Regions from separate parts of the Homo sapiens genome. Here region 1 is linked to region 2. The links are chromatin loops, found by intact Hi-C in ENCODE. Cell type or tissue: gastrocnemius medialis. All regions are shown on one strand. Region 1 overlaps ST8SIA5 (ST8 alpha-N-acetyl-neuraminide alpha-2,8-sialyltransferase 5). Region 2 overlaps PIAS2 (protein inhibitor of activated STAT 2).

Region 1 (2,500 bases), 180 kb after region 2:
TTCTAGAGCTGCACTGTCCAAAATGGTAGCCAATAGTCACATGCGGCTACTGGGCACTGGAAGTGTTGTTAGTCTGGAGGTGTGCTGGCTGTGAGTGTAAAACACACACTGGGTTTCAAAGACTTAATACAAAAACAGGATAACATATCTAATTAACTTGTTATATTAATTACACGTTGAAGTAATAGTATTTTCGAAATAGTGGGTTAAAGAAAATATAAAAACTTCACCCATTTCCATTTTTTCATATGTGCTTACTCGGACATTGTTAAATTCCATATGTGGCCTGCATTAGTTCTTTTGGACGGTGCTGGTCTACACTACCTTCACCTAGAGATGGGTGGGTCAGCTTTCCAGGGTGTGACCAGGGCAGGCAGCTCCCTACCTGGCTGTGTCCAGGAGGTACTGGGGAGAAGCTCACACTGAGATCTCAGCTCCCCTCCTGGCTCCCCTCCTGGGGTTCATCTGGAAGGTTTTAGGGGAAGTGTTGAAACCCTAGCCCCGGGCGTAGCCACACCAACCAGGTCAGAGGACATGTAAGAGGAGGGGACAGTGGGAGATGAGAGGAGGGGGTCATTGAATTGGATCAGATGCCCAGGGAGCAGCTATTTAAGGGGCGGGAAGAGACAGCAAAGTCAGAGAGGGCCCAAGAGGGAACGCTGCTTAATGTAAAGAAATGGGGCCAGGTGTGGTGGCTCATGCCTATAACCACAGCACTTTGGGAGGCTGAGGCCAGAGTGTGGCTTGCGGCCAGGAGTTCGAGACCAAATTAGGCAACATAGCTAGTCCCTGGTCTCTACAAAAAATTAAAAAAAAAAAATAGGCAAGTGTTGTGGTGCACACCTGTAGTCTCAGCTACTCAGAAGGCTAAGGTGGGGGGATTGCTTGAGCCCAGGATTTCAAGGCTGCACAGAGCTATGATTGCACCACTGCACTCCAGCCTGGATGACAGAGCAAGACCGTGTCTCTAAAAATAACAACACACTAGTGTGTGAGAGAGAAACGGAGGCTGCAGGAGAGGAAGCGTCTGAGCCAAGACAGGCAGCTGCATTTGGGGTTTGTCCCTGGGGAGCTTGGGGATGACAGTACAGGTGAATGGCGTGAGGCCTCTAGAGCAAGCCTCCACTCCCGCAGCCACTTCCCTTCTGAGCCTCCCTTGGGCCACCCTCATCCTTTTGGATTCAGCATTGCCCTGCCCCCTGCAGCCACACCCTGGATATCTGTCCCTTTGGATCCCAACTGCCCTCTCCTGCACCCACTTAAAAAACTCAACTGCCCCTGAGAGAGTTCTCACCTTCATCTGCACAGGTGCGTGAGGTGTCAGGAGGCAGGTGGCCTTATGAGTCCCTTCCGTCCTTTGCAAAGCCCCAGGGTGCAAGGGTGGGGAAGCGAGGGGCCTGAGGGCACGGAGGAGTGGGTGCTCACCTCTCACTCGCGCCCTGTGTAGGTTCCACAAGCTGGAGAAGTGGCGGCGGCCGTTCTATCGCGTGCTGCAGGTGTACGAGAACGCGTCGGTGCTGCTGCCTGCCTTCTACAACACGCGCAACACCGACGTGTCCATCCGCGTCAAGTACGTGCTGGACGACTTCGAATCGCCGCAAGCTGTCTACTACTTCCATCCGCAGTACCTGGTCAACGTGTCGCGCTACTGGCTCAGCCTGGGGGTGCGCGCCAAGCGCATCAGCACCGGCCTCATTCTGGTCACTGCGGCGCTGGAGCTCTGTGAGGAGGTGCACCTCTTTGGCTTCTGGGCCTTCCCCATGAACCCCTCGGGCCTCTACATCACTCACCACTACTATGACAACGTCAAGCCGCGTCCCGGCTTCCACGCCATGCCCTCTGAGATCTTCAACTTCCTGCACTTGCACAGCCGAGGCATCCTCCGCGTGCACACGGGCACCTGCAGCTGCTGCTGATGGCTGCCAGCCAGGCTGCCCGGCAAGCGGCGCCCCCTCTCCTGCTGTCCCTCCTGGTGGAACTGGGAGCCCCGAACCGGGCAGCGTGGGGTCCTGGCGTTCAGGCTGTCTCTCCCTCCATTGTTCAGCTCTGTACTTGGATCCTGGGGTAGGGAGGCAGGGTTAGGAACCGGGGCAGAGTCAGCTCTGTGCTGAGCCTCCTGGCCTGGCCCCCACCGGTGCATCCGCCCAGTGCGTCCACCTGCCCTGGCTAGCATGCTGCTGGGCCACACCCCAAGATCAGGGGCCCTGGGGACGGCAAGTGAATAAAGCACATTTCCACCCAATTTTGTCATCCGAGAGAGAGCACAAACTGCAGGCCCTTGTTGCAGCTGAAGGAAGACCCTACAGAGAATGGAATTGAGAGTGGAGACAGGACACTTCACAGGACACTTGAGCACAGTCAAGATTTTATTCACACTTTTGGTTCCTGTGTTTTATATCGAAGACTTAGCTATGAATTGCTATCTAAATCTCAGAGCTTAGAAGCCAACCCAGTGACTAGACCTTCCAGTGAAGAAAGTGATCTCAAGAGGTCCAGGGAC
Region 2 (2,500 bases):
TGGCTGATTTTTCTATTTTTTGCATAGATGGGGTCTTGCTGTGTTGCCCAGCCTGGTCCTGAACTCCACCTACCTCAGCCTTCCTAAATGTTGGGATTACAGGCGTGAGCCACTGCGCCCAGCTTCAAGCCCTTGTTTTTTGCCTCTTCAATTGTAATGGTCTCCTAATTATGAGATCTTTCCATTAGAAAGCTCCTACATATGATCTTTCTAAAGCCCATTCAGTTTTTTCTCTTTGATGCTTTAAACACACTCTAATGGTACCTCATAAAGTCCACACTCCATTGCCTGGCAGTTGTTTTCAACATCTTGCTCTGCTTTTTTTTTTTTTTAATCTTATCTCCTGTTACTCTTTTCTAACAACCTGTACTCTGACTAGGCTTTCCCATTTGTGTTTCCTAGGTTAACTATGGTGTTCACATCTTTGCACCTTTGCCGCCTTTTTTCTCTGTACTCTGCCTGGCAAACTTCTTGAGTCATGTTTCAAGGGCCAGTTCAATTCATACGTCCCCTGTGATGCCTTTCCAGATTTGCTTTAATGTGTCATTTGTCTCTCACTGTGCCATGTACTTATTTTCTGTTAAGGCATCATTGCATTTATTTCACTGCTTGCATTTGCAACCTTCTTAATGAAAGCAGCATTCTTCTACTCATTTTTATCACCTCACAACCCATTACAGTACCTAGCATATGGTAAATGCTTCTTTTGTATCTGATGGACCAGTATGTAAAACTTCCTAGAACAGTGATTGGCAGAAATGAATGTCAGAAGATGCCTTGGTCATTACTCATAATGTTTGTGAAGATATTTAGCACATTGTATTTCCCAGTTTTTGTTAATTTCCCTTGCCAGAATAAAGTGTAACTCCTTAGTGAGCTGTTCAAAACCCTTTATGCCCCCATCCATCTTTCTAGGCTCATGTCTTGTCTTTTCTCTTTCTTCACATCGTGTTTCCCATCTAACAAGTTTCTGATCTGTATCTCTGTCCTTTCTTTTTTTCTGGGAATTACTGCACTAGATACCCACAGTTACTCATGTTCCTAGTGGAGCCACTAAGCAGAAGTAGGCAGAACCACTGCTGTAAAAACCCTGTTTTCTAGTTAGATTGGACTAATTGTGATAATGACCTTGAACTTTCAAGACAAAAATTTTCCCTTTTTCTGTAGCACTTACTTTTTATAATGTACTGTACCACTTACCATATTTTATTTTAGGTGTTGTATTTCTGTTACCTACTTAGCATATAAATCCTTTGAAGCAAATACTGTGTTGTATTTGTCTTTGAAGCTCCAGCACCCAGAATATGAAATGTGTCTTGATATGAATGAGTGGAGTGATATGGGTTGCTCAGAAGAGGTCAGTATTGTCAAGGATATGGGGATGTTTTGAATAGCCATTTGAGAAGGCTGCTCTTGGTAAGGAGAACAGTGGGAGCAGTGGAAACAGTCACAGCAGCCAGCTGCTCCCATGTGTTGAGCACATCTTATATTTAGGCACTTGACATGTGTTGTTAACATGTTTAATTGTCACAGCAACTTGATGAGGTTGGTGCAGTAATTTTCCATCTTTAACAGATGTAGAAACTGAGGCACAGAATGGTTAAGTGATTTGCACAATGTTGTGCAGCTTGGGACTGTAGAACTTAAGGTGGTTGTCACTGCTGTGCTTTACTGCCTTCCAGTGGAGCTCGAGGATTGGGAACGGTGAGTAGACTGGCCCAGTTAGAGCACCATGGGGGCTCAGTGTACTCCAGTCTTCTCAAGAAAGGACTACACTCTAGTGATCTTCTCTCTGACAGAGTCCAAGATTTATGACAATGGCTAAGGGCAATACTTTTTAAAACTGTAATGTGTATACATGTCACCTGAGGATCTTGTTAACATGCAGATTCTAATTCTATAGGTCTAGGATGGGGCCTGAGAGTCTGCATTTCCAACAAGCTCCTAAGGAATAAGTGCTGCTTCCCCGTAGACTCCATGTTGCGTGGCAAGAGTTTGGAGGGTTCAGTATGAAATATATTTTACATGGGACCATTAGATTCTCATCTAGAAATTATAAGAGGTTCTGTATCTTTAATTGGATACATAATTATGAAGTTGCATGGTATGGAGATGCTGAGACTCTAGGCACTAATTCTTTATCCTGGGTCTATATTAGAATCCCCCTAGTAGCTATAAAAACTAATGCTTAGGCTGTACTTGAGATCAATAAGAATATCCAGTGAATAGGTCTTTATAGTAAAAGAAAAGTCTTTGGCCAGGTGCAGTGTCTCATGCCTGTAATGAGACACTTTGGGAGGCCAAGGCGGACGGATCACGAGGTCAGGAGATCAAGACCATCCTGGCTAACACGGTGAAACCCTATCTCTGATAAAAATAAAATTAGCCGGGCGTGGTGGCGGGCGCCTGTAGTCCCAGCTACTCGGGAGGCTGAGGCAGGAGAATGGCGTGAACCCGGGAGGCGGAGCTTGCAGTGAGCCAAGATCGCGCCACTGCACTC

Evidence for each region. A loop is a pair of places that touch in the nucleus more often than their neighbours do. Peaks named below come from ENCODE experiments on the same cell type or tissue, not always from the same donor. Only the 100,000 strongest peaks of a DNase experiment are listed, where the experiment ranks them.
Region 1: a loop joins it to region 2, with 2.7 times the contacts of the local background. A loop is called at or near these places in 3 of 110 quality-filtered maps.

What each region holds. Positions count from the first base shown.
Region 1 is chr18:46,679,458-46,681,957 of GRCh38, reverse strand. It overlaps ST8SIA5 (ST8 alpha-N-acetyl-neuraminide alpha-2,8-sialyltransferase 5), which reads left to right. Exons shown (of 7, transcript NM_013305.6): 7 at 1,448-2,500. The coding sequence ends at 1,916. Among named protein-coding and RNA genes, the nearest start is that of LOXHD1, 23 kb to the right of the region's middle. In gastrocnemius medialis, no CTCF peak of the experiment used is centred here; a DNase peak (open chromatin) is centred at 1,021; H3K27ac peaks cover 274 bases.
Region 2 is chr18:46,856,055-46,858,554 of GRCh38, reverse strand. All of the region lies in intron 3 of PIAS2 (protein inhibitor of activated STAT 2), which reads left to right. Among named protein-coding and RNA genes, the nearest start is that of PIAS2, 60 kb to the left of the region's middle. In gastrocnemius medialis, a CTCF peak has its summit at 1,364; no DNase peak of the experiment used is centred here; H3K27ac peaks cover 281 bases.